Regions from separate parts of the Homo sapiens genome. Here region 1 is linked to region 2. Evidence: chromatin contacts called from ENCODE POLR2A ChIA-PET data. All regions are on one chromosome and are shown on one strand. Each heading gives the region's core, a stretch centred on a gene start or an enhancer-like site at or near the end of the contact. The rest is flanking DNA. Distances are from core to core; before and after follow the strand shown.

Evidence for each region. ChIA-PET counts read pairs that join two places held with the same protein, here RNA polymerase II (POLR2A).
Region 1: POLR2A ChIA-PET joins it to region 2 with 19 read pairs in OCI-LY7. The contact joins the enhancer-like site here to the promoter of URI1 in region 2. POLR2A ChIA-PET finds 5 or more read pairs at or near these places in 4 of 52 experiments (H1, HEK293, OCI-LY7 and 1 more).

The regions. Positions count from the first base shown.
Region 1 is chr19:30,590,862-30,595,864 of GRCh38, forward strand. It overlaps a transcript of ZNF536 not described here. Among named protein-coding and RNA genes, the nearest start is that of ZNF536-AS1, 77 kb to the right of the region's middle. Within about 2 kb of position 2,702, at least 2 of the 41 ENCODE cell types and tissues checked have a DNase peak (open chromatin) inside an H3K27ac peak, as active enhancers do.
Region 2 is chr19:29,939,849-29,945,156 of GRCh38, forward strand. URI1 (URI1 prefoldin like chaperone) reads left to right here and starts at 2,391. Exons shown (of 11, transcript NM_003796.3): 1 at 2,391-2,816. The coding sequence starts at 2,700. RefSeq lists an enhancer at 2,137-2,226 and a silencer at 2,247-2,916.

The DNA of each region.
Region 1 (5,003 bases), core at 1,452-3,951, 650 kb after region 2:
GAAGGCCAGTCCTTGGGAAGGATGGTTGCTAACCTTCCCAGGTGGCAAGAAACTGGCAAGGGGCAAAGGGCACCTGCAGAAAGGAGAAGACCAAGGACTTCTGGTGTGGCCTGAATCACACTGGCCTGTGCATGGCCCAGATGTGTATGGTTGGGAGAGCCCAGCACAGCTGGCCTGCTTCCCAGACTGTTGGATCAATGTCAACAGACAACTGATAATTCAAAGGGATGATGAAGACAAATGCCACCCACTCATTTGGTGGAAGAGAATTCAGACCAGAAGTAGATACTAGCAGAGGAAAAGTGGCCATTTTTCTTATATAGCAATGGTTATGTTTGAGATGTCAGGGCAGGGATCCGAGGGTGTCCTTACTGTTCACACTTGTGCAGGACTGCCACTGCCTTCTCTCCCAGGCTGTTTGTATTAGTCTGTTCTCATGCTGCTAATAAAGACATACCCAAGACTGGGTAATTTATAAAGGCAAGAGGTTTAATGGACTCACAGTTCTACATGGCTGGGGAGGCCTCACAATCATGGCAGAAGGCAAAGGAGAAGCAAAGGCATGTCTTCCATGGCGGCAGGTGAGAGAGCTTGTGCAGGGGAACTCCTGTTCATAAAATCATCAGATCTTGTGAGATTTATTCACTACCATGAGAACAGTATGGGGGAAATTGCCCCCACGATTCAATTATCTCCACCTGGCCCTGCTCTTGACATGAGGGGATTATTACAATTCAAGGTGAGATTTGGGTGGGGACACAGCCAAATCCTATCACTGTTCCTTGGCCACCCCATTCCACTGTTTCACAGTGTCCTTTCTCTCTGAGTCACAGCCAGCTTTGATGGGTTGCTGGAGCAGTTTGAGGAAAGAAAATAGTTTGTGTTGGACTTTCAATTGCCAACTATAATTTTATTGAAGGACAAGAGAAACACATCCCTTGGAGAGGGGCACCACCCTTCAGAATTCCTTTTCAACTCTACGAAGGTGGCCTTGGAAAACTTTCTCAGTGCAGTTTGGAAAGCTTAGTACTCACATACTGACTAGGTATGGATATGTTTCTCCTGCACTTTGGAAATCTTTTGAATATTTATAAATTTAAGTATTTATTTTCATATTAAAATTAAAGGTCTATTGTCTTGCAACTAACCTGCCTTGTTCTGCCACTCCAAAACAAAACCTTCTCTAGTGTGATAACCTTTATTTATAGATGGCAACAAGCATATTTAGCAATATTATTATTCATGACCCTTGCACTAAATATCATAATCAGAATACAGATGTGCAGAGTAATTTCCATGCACAAGTCACTATGCATCAAATTCTTGCAAAGCAAAAATAGCATCCATTTTGGGATAAATTATCCATTGGTGTTGTATAAAGGTATCGAGGCAGCACAAAGGGTTTCAAGTAGTAGGATATGGAGAGACTGTTTAAATTAAGGGGTACCCAACACCCCAGGAATGCAGTGGGATTTTTTTTCCATTTTTCCCCTTCCGGCAACTTATTTGATCACCTTCTTTTGTTAGACCCATTTTTAGGATGTGGAAAGAAAATGGGTCAGGCATGTGGGTGTCTGGATACAAAGTGTGGCTGGATGAACCAAGGCCTCCTTTGCTCTAAACCCCATCTCTGAATATTTTCTTTATTTTTGTCAAGCTAAAGATGCAGATTATCAGATAAGCAGCACACCCGGGCTCAGCTCACTAATTGACTGAACAAGACGTGGTCACAGTTTATACACCATTCCATAATGGATTTTCATGTTTGTGAATCCTAACTGGCTGTGGAAATGAAAAGCAAATGTCTCATAATCACAAATATCTTCTGGGTTTTTTTTTTTTTCTAAGCCCAAAGATTAAATCAACTTTACCCCCCATTTGCCAGCAAGTTCACGGTTATAGAAGGAAGATAAATGATCGGGTGATGGACATATCCGCTGTGCTACTGTTTAGCAAATTCTTGTAAGTGATTGCTAGATATAGCGCATTTCTCACTTAGGTGTTACATGAATAATTGGTATATTAAAGAAAGTGTGAAATAAACAGGTATAACGCTTGAAATGTGTTTATTATTTTCTGAGGTTTTTCACATTCATACCATTTAGAAGCCATCATCAAGTCCAGCATCTTCTCCCATATACCTGGAGCCGAACCCTTCATTAGACCTGTTGTAAAAAGATCCTTTCGTGCAAACGCTGTCAGGTATTTATAATGAAAGTGTGGCAGATCAGAGAGGAGAGGCTGTGTGAAAACCATCAAACTGGTCAGAAATACCCACAACTGGAGGCCTACCTCGCTCCGGCCTCTTTCTCGCTGCTCTCTTCCATCTCGCAGCTCCTCCTGGTTTTCTGCTTGTCAGTATCAGATGCAATTTCAGGCCAACCCCAGCTTCCTTGCGCTGTGACCAAAACCCTTTGTGGGCAGTGGGTCTCTGAGCAGTGAGGGAGGAACCTCATGAGGCTGACTTCAGGGTCTTCACTAAGAGGCCATCCACTGTGCTGGGGATAAATTGCCCGATTTTTCAGAGAGGAAGAGATTTGGGGCAGGTTCTCCAAACCTTCTGGCTAGCTCTTGTGAATTCAGCAGCAGACAGGCCACACCCAGCCAGCAGCCCTCAGGCCTGGCTCTTATGAATGACTTCTACTTTCTGAAATGGAGCATTTCCTAAAAAGGTAGGCAGGCCCAGCACACCCGGCTGTGACTCTTTGGCAAAGCAAAACTCTTCTAGTCTTTGGCGAGGCAGCCTTGGCTCTGACCCCACCTGGCAAGAGTCCGCGGGCAACAGAGTTTTGCTGTCTTTGTTTCTCCCTCTCCTCCCTGCCCCTCACCCACCCCCTTGGAAATTTAGGACTCTAAGAACAGAGAAAAGCTATCAGGACAAGGGCTGGTCATTCACCCAACTGACAGAGACCTCCAAGGTATCAAGGCTATCTCCTTGGCCTTGAGAGCTGGGGTCTGCCAGCCTGGCTGGTCTTCAGGCACTTTGGAGAGGATGAGATGGCTAGATTGCTAGATGGAGTGGACTTTTCAAAGTAGAGCCTTGTAGACACTGAGAAGAAGAGGAAAAAAGAGTCTAGACTTAAAGATCTCATTGATTGTCCTTGGAGACAAGCCAGCCTCAGAGTCTGTCCCATGTCCCCTTTTCTTAGTCTCATCCTCTCTATGCCACGTGGAATGTCTTCCATGGGGCTACCAAGAGCTGCACTGCATATATAATATCAAACACCAAAGTTCAATGAGTGATCCAGGGACCTTTCTCTGCATTCCCCAGAAGCACAATCAATAGGCGTTCAATCCTGGAGTGCGCAGAGTCACTTGCCCTGGACCTCATCTTACGTATAGCTGTCACCATGCCCAGGAACAGGAAATGCCTATTTGACCCAGCATCTGTCCATACACGGCCAGCAGCCAGGTTCTCCTTGTGCACCTCTGTGTACTTTCTGAGGGCATGTGCAGAAAGGCAGGGGCCAGGCCACAGGGCCTGTCCCAGGCTGGTTTCCAGGGCTGCTTTCTAGGCTGGGGACCCTGGGAGTCAGGCCACAGGTCCTCCCCTCTTCTTTCCCTCCTCAGTCTCCCCCTGCTCCCCGTGTGAAAGTGGTGACCTGCCTGCCGCCTTTCTCCCTACCTCCCTCCAGCACTAGCTGCTGCCTTTTTTGCATAACTGGTAACAAATTGCTTGACTCACCACATGACATTGACTATGATGGATTAAATAGCTGCCTTGACCAGATCATTAGGCGCTCGTCTGCAGGACACCCCCGTGGAGCCTGCTGGAGAGAGGCAGGGGGCACACCAGGGCACCCCCTGGGTGAGGGGTCCTGCTCCCCTCCCTGGCTGCAGCTAGCCGGCCTGTGCTGCCTCCTCCCTCCCCACTCTTCTCCTGTTTCCCCTGCGAGAAGCCGCTGCTTGGATCCTGCATTCCATTTAGTGACAGCCGAGGCCAACGTCTGAGCCACGCTGGCACAGAGGAGCAGTGCAGGAGGACCGGGTGTGGATGTAAGGTGTGGGATTCGAGGCACCCCCTCTCCTGGAAACCTCTGTCCCCCAGCTGCCCCGAAGGCCAACCCAGGGGAGCCATGCCTGTGTGCTCAGTGCTGCCCTGGCAGCACTGAGTTCTTCCAGGAGGAGGCTCTTCTGCATCCTGCTTGGGCAGGAGGGACCCAAGGTGCAGGTGGCTGCAGTGGGCACCGCACAGAGGTAGGTCTCAAAGTGTGGCCAAGGAAGCCAGAGCCAGGAGAGGCACAATGAAGTTGGGCCAGCCAGGCCAGAGTAGTTCAGCTAGTCTGAATTCCAGGCCTGGCCCTCTGCTTTCACTGTGATTGGAGACCTTCGTTTCCCCATGTGGAGCTCAGGGGTTGGCCATTGCCTTATTACCCTCCCTCCATCACTTGGGAGCTGGCAACAGTGGTGAAAATCACGGTTCTTTTTTTTAATTATTTTTTAAGAGATAGAGTCTCTCTCTCTTGCCCAGACTGGAGTACAGTGTTGACATCATAGTTCACTGCAGCCTTGATCTCCTCAGTTCAAGCTGTCTTCTGGCCTCAGCCTCCCGAGTAGCTGGCATTACAGGCTTATGACCCCATGCCTGGCTATTTTTTAATTTTTTTGTAGATATGGGGTCTCTCTATGTTGCCCAGGCTGGTCTCAAACTCCTGGCCTTAAGCAATCCTCCCACCTTGGCCTCCCAAAGCACTGGGATTACAGTGGTGAGCCACCATGCCTGGCCAGAACTCAATGTTCTTGAACTGTGGTTATTTGTACCTCGAACTGCTCTCCCACCCAAACCACCACCTGCTTTCTCCAAGCAGTTTTTGTGGATAGAATCTTCTCTCTGGCTCTTTCAAGACCCCAACTCTGTAGGGGACCATTGACTTGCATAGTTCTAGTTGGGTGGGCCCAGGGCCTTTCCCTGACTTCCTGGAGTGTGGAGACCTGTCTGCCTCAAGAGTTGAAGTCTCTGAAACAAGCCTTTCTAGTGTCAGGACATAAGAGGCAGGGAAAGG
Region 2 (5,308 bases), core at 1,141-3,640:
GAGTGGTAGGGGGCTTGGTTGGAGGTGGGGAAGGTGGGTCCGACAATGCTGAATTCTAGTAGGATGTCTGGATTTGATTCTGGTTGCTGTGGGAAGCCATGGAGGGCCCTAGAAGGGAGACTGACATGACCTGATCCCCTTTGAAAAGCTCACCCAGACTGCTGAGTGGATAATAGTTTAGAGGTGTGCGAATTGGATGTCTTTGGCTGCTCATGATAGAAAATTGTCCTGGTCATTTAGAAAATTTACTGGCCTTTTAAACGGGAAGTTCAGAAGTGATGCAGACTCCAGAGCTGGTTGATTCAGCCCTGGATCAAGTTCTGTGATGCTGTCAAGGATTGGGTTCTGTTCTCAGCTCTGCTGACCACAGATCGCACTTCATTCTGAGTACTGGAGTGTCTAGGTGGTCTGGGGGGCTGTCTGATACACATGGGGCTACCTGCTTTGCACTTCCTGGCCAAGGGGATAGACTGATTCCTTATGGGAGCACTTTTGAAGAATGAGGAAGAACCTTCTCAGGAGAGGCGTGGTGGCTCTTGCCTGTAATCCCAGCACTTTAGGAGGCCAAGGCGGGTGGATCACTTGAGGCCAGGAGTTTGAGACCAGCCTGGCCAACATGGTGAAACCCTGTTTCTACTAAAAATACAAAAATTAGCCAGGTGTGGTGGCACGCGCCTGTAGTCCCAGCTACTCAGGAGGCTGAGGCAGGAGAATCGCTTGAACCCAAGAGGCAGAGGGTGCAGTGAGCCAAGATGGCACCATTGCACTCCAGCCTGGGCAACAGAGGAAAAAAAAAAGAACCTTCCCAGAAGCCTCCAGGAAGTCTCTGTTTGGACGACATCGCACACCCATTCTTGAACCAACTATTTAGAAGGGAGATGCATCACCCCCTTTGCCTGGAGCTAGGGGGTGGGTCAGCTTCCTACAGGCACAGGACTATGTGGTCGCGGGTTAAGCCCCTAAACGAGGGGAAGTGGGGTGGGCAGCAGCCGATCTCCATTACAAGGGACAAGAGTAGGGGCAGCAAGGCCAGATCAATGGTTGCTGAGGTGGCTGGGGATGGAGAGAGGATGGTGGTGGTAGAAGAGATGGTAACAATGGTCAGGTCCTGGCTGTTCCAGAGGTGATGATGGTTGGATATGCAGTGAGGAAAAGACAGGAATGAACATTTATCTTTTCCCAAGTTGTCCTTGCTTTCTTCCTTTGAAGCCATAAAAAGGAAAAAAAGGGTGGATCTGGACTTGGGAGCTGGGCAGGAGTGAGGGAAGAGAAGCAGAGCAAGCAGGCACACCAGGCTGTGACTCTGCAGGCATCTCTCTGCCTAGACTTGTCTGTATGATGTGGAACGAACACGACCCATCTTTACTGCTAGCGACTGCAGCAGATAAGGCAAGGCCACTTTCACGCAGTTAGGTTAATAGGAGGCTGTACAAAGGGCTGTAGGAGGAAGTGGGCACAGGAGTTCTAAAATAATTGGAACGGCCAGGTGTGGTAGCTCACACCTGTAATCCTAGCACTTCAGGGAATCCAAGACAGGAGGTTAGCTAAGACAGGAGGCTCGCTTAATGTCAAGACCAGCCTGGGCAACATAGGGAGACCCCGCCTCTACAAAAAATAGAAAAATTAACAGGATGTGTTGGTGCGGGCCAGTGGTCCCAGCTACTCCTGAGGCTGAGGTGGGAAGATCGCTTGAGTCTAGGAGTTTGAGGCTGCAGTGAGAAATGATGGCACTACTGCACTCCAGCCCGGGCGACAGACCAAGACTCAGTCTCTTAAAAAAAAAAAAAAAAAAAAGAAAAGTGGGGGCAAAGTTATCCTTGGAAAATTTCTTAGTCCATTCATAGCAGCATATTAAAATTAGTACAGTAGCTTAATTTATATAAGAGAAAATACAATGTGTACAGTAATTAATGAACATGCAAAATATAATTGTATATTTCAACTCACTAAAAAGGCACAGAAAGAGTTGAATTTGCTAAAATTAAATGTGCTTATGAAACAGCTCTAGTACATGAATTAAGCTCCTAGATACAGATGCAGCGCCAAACGACGGGGAGGGAGATGGGGCACTCAAGGCGACACGCGGCTCTTGTTGCCGAGCGTTTCCTGGGCGTGGAGCTTCTATAGAATGTAAGCTTTTTTTTTTTAAGGTTCCAAAGCCTATATTTAGTGCTTTCATATACGTAATCTCAAAAAAAAAAAAAGAAAGAAATATCGGCATAAAATGTAAGCTTCCAGAGGGATACAAACGCAGCCCAGCGCGGACACCGCCAGCCCCAGCCACGCGGTTCGCATCAAGCGCACTCCCCTGGGGGCGGGGCCTGCGCGAGCTGGGCGTGTCGGGGGCGGGGCCTGCGCGCTTGCTTCCGGCGTGCCGCGAGAGGCGGGGCGTGTGGGGAGGCGCGGCCGCCACGCGACGCCTGGCTGGGCCCGCACCGGAGAGGCGTCTCGGTACCTGGCAGGCGGCCTGCTACTCGGAGCCCGCTGCGGGGCGGCGGCGGCGGGGACATGCACGTGTGAGATGCGGCAGCGGGCGGCGCGGACGCGAACAGCAGCGGCGGCGGCGGGCGCGGCCTCCTGGGCGCGGGGCGCGCGGTGCCTGAGGGCGGGCGCGCGGGCGCTGGGCAACTGCCGGCCGCGCCGCCTGCGCAGGCGCTGGTTCAGGACTCACACGCCGCGCTGAGGCCCGCGGGCCCGTCATGGAGGCGCCCACCGTGGAGACGCCCCCCGACCCCTCGCCCCCTTCGGCCCCGGCCCCTGCCCTGGTTCCGTTGCGCGCCCCGGATGTGGCGCGGCTGCGCGAGGAGCAGGAAAAGGTAACTAGCAGCCCCGCGCCGCTTCCGCCTCCGCCCGCCGGGCTGCCCCTGCCTGTGCTCTGGGCCGCCGCCCCGCGTGGCCTAGGCCCAGCTGCCCGGGCCCCCGGAGGGAACGGGGATAAACTTTTGTCACGTGCTTCTGTTGTCTTTGTCTGCAGCCCTTTGACTTCGCAGCGGAGTGAGGGGTGTGCAGCCCGTTCGCCTGCCCAGGAAAGGGGGCTTCTGAGCTGAAGGCGTGCGGCAGCGCGTGGGAATTTGGGGGCGGGGGCAGCACGCTGTCAACGGAAGCGTTCGCCTTAATATTTGTAGCTTGTAATGACCTAAACATTGCTTAAAATGTGTACTGTTTGTTGCTCTTTGATTGCACGGAAAAGTTTTACCGCGTTTGTCATGATAATGCTTCCTGTGCAATATTTGGTTATTTAATATTTGTCACAATATAATGCCATTTAAACATTAAAAAAAAAAGAGAGTCTCACTATGTTGCCCAGGCTAATCTCGAACTTCTGGCCTCAAGCGATCCTCCCCCTCCTACCCTTCCCCACCTCGCCTCCCAAAGTGTTGGGATTATAGGCCTGAGTCACCGCACCCGGCTCATTTTTACAAATTTTAATTTCATCGTATAATAAATGAGTTTTAAACTACTGGTGAAAAGGGTACAAAGTTTTGTGTTTCCTAGTGGGACTTTATATAAAGAAGTATTCCCAATTTAAGAAATAGTTTTATTGTTAAATCTGATTTTTCTGTGGATTCTGTGGTCTTTCAGATTGATTCTGTCCCCTCAAGTGTCTTGAAATTGTTACTTTGAAAAGCAGTATTTAATTTGCTTAAAATATTTTATGTCATGTTTGGAAGAGCATGGATTATAAAGGGTTAGGAAGTTGCTTCAACACTATAAGCAGTTTAAAAGTTCTTAACTTTTTAATTGAACATTCCTGTATAAGAACGACTGTTTACATAGATACAAAAATATACTCAGTTCTACTAGATGGGGGTTTTGATAGAACTTAAAAAACCCTCGTTTGCTTGGAAACCACCTGTTGGGATGAACTGCGGGAATCTTTCTTTGTTCTGGTTGGTTTAAATTATTTTGTGGGTTGGATTTTCATTTCTCAGCCATTTTTCTCTAATAACGCAACTGTTAGGTTTGGAAGCCATGTTTTCAAGATGAAGGTTTAAAAATCCAGTGGCTAGGGTGGTGACTCAAACCTGTAATCCCAGCTGCTTGGGATGTCAAGGTCGTGGAATTGCTTGAAGCCAAGGAGTTCGAGATCAGCCTGGGCAACACAGGGAGACCTCCGTCTATACAAAAAAATACAAAAAATTAGCCGGGCCATGGTGGTGCACGCTTGTAGTCCCACGTACTTGGGAGGCTGAGGTGAGAGGATCACTTGAGCTCAGGCGTTTGAGGCTGCAGTGGGCCATGGTCATGCAACTGCACTTCACCCTGGGCGACAGAGTGAGACCCTGTCATTCATATATATATATATATATATATATATATATATATATATATATATATATATATAAAACTTAACTAGTTTGGCGTCTTTAAATTAGAAGACATTAATGTATTTTTTTAAAAGAGAAAGATAGAAAAAGAAGAAAGAAAAAACAGCCCCTCATGAAATCTTACTCCTTTTGCCAAAACTTGGCATTTTTTATTCTTTCAGAGAATGTGACACAGACCCTCAGAGGATGGTGTTTCTATTGCCTTTCCTCTGCTGCAGTGGGTTAATTTCACCTCCTTCAGTGTATAATACGTGCATAATGCTGACTTGATATGTTTTCTGCCATTTGGCATATTAAAAAGATATCCTTAGTTTTATTCTGATGTTAGTGTGACTGAAATGCAAAGGATACTTTTTGGGGTGCTCTGAACAGCTTTCTGGTATCGTGTTGAGTTACATTGGAAGAGAGAGTAACTGCTTTTTCAGTTACAGTCTTGTGGCAAACTGAATGACTGTTTTCTGTAGACATTGACTGTGCTACCAAATTATTTTTCTGTGTTGTGTTAATGTTAATTCGGCACACAAAATAACCACGTATATCTGTCATGGGTGTGTAAAATTATCCCCAGTTCAGGAAAAAGCGCGTCAGTATTTAATCTATCTTTATTTAATAGAAGCATTTGCTTCAGTGGACAGGAGACCCACAAGGCCACAAAATAAACTGATTAGATAGCTGCACTGTAATTATAGTGTAGTACAGGAAAACTACCCAGTAAATCGGCAGTGAAAATTTTTTGTGAAGCAATTTATTTAGGCTTTAAAGCTGGCCCAGTTGTGGGAGTACAGTGAGTTCTAGTAAAGTAGAAGCGTAGTGACATCCTGAGTGTAGAAGGGGAAAATGTCATAGTAGCTTCATATGTGGCACTTAGTATTCCTTTATGAAAGATGAATCAAACATGCTTTTAAGCTCTTGGCCTTTCCCTACATGGGTTTTGTGAGACAGAGTTAAACTCTGCAGAAAATGATTTGAATGACTGTTCT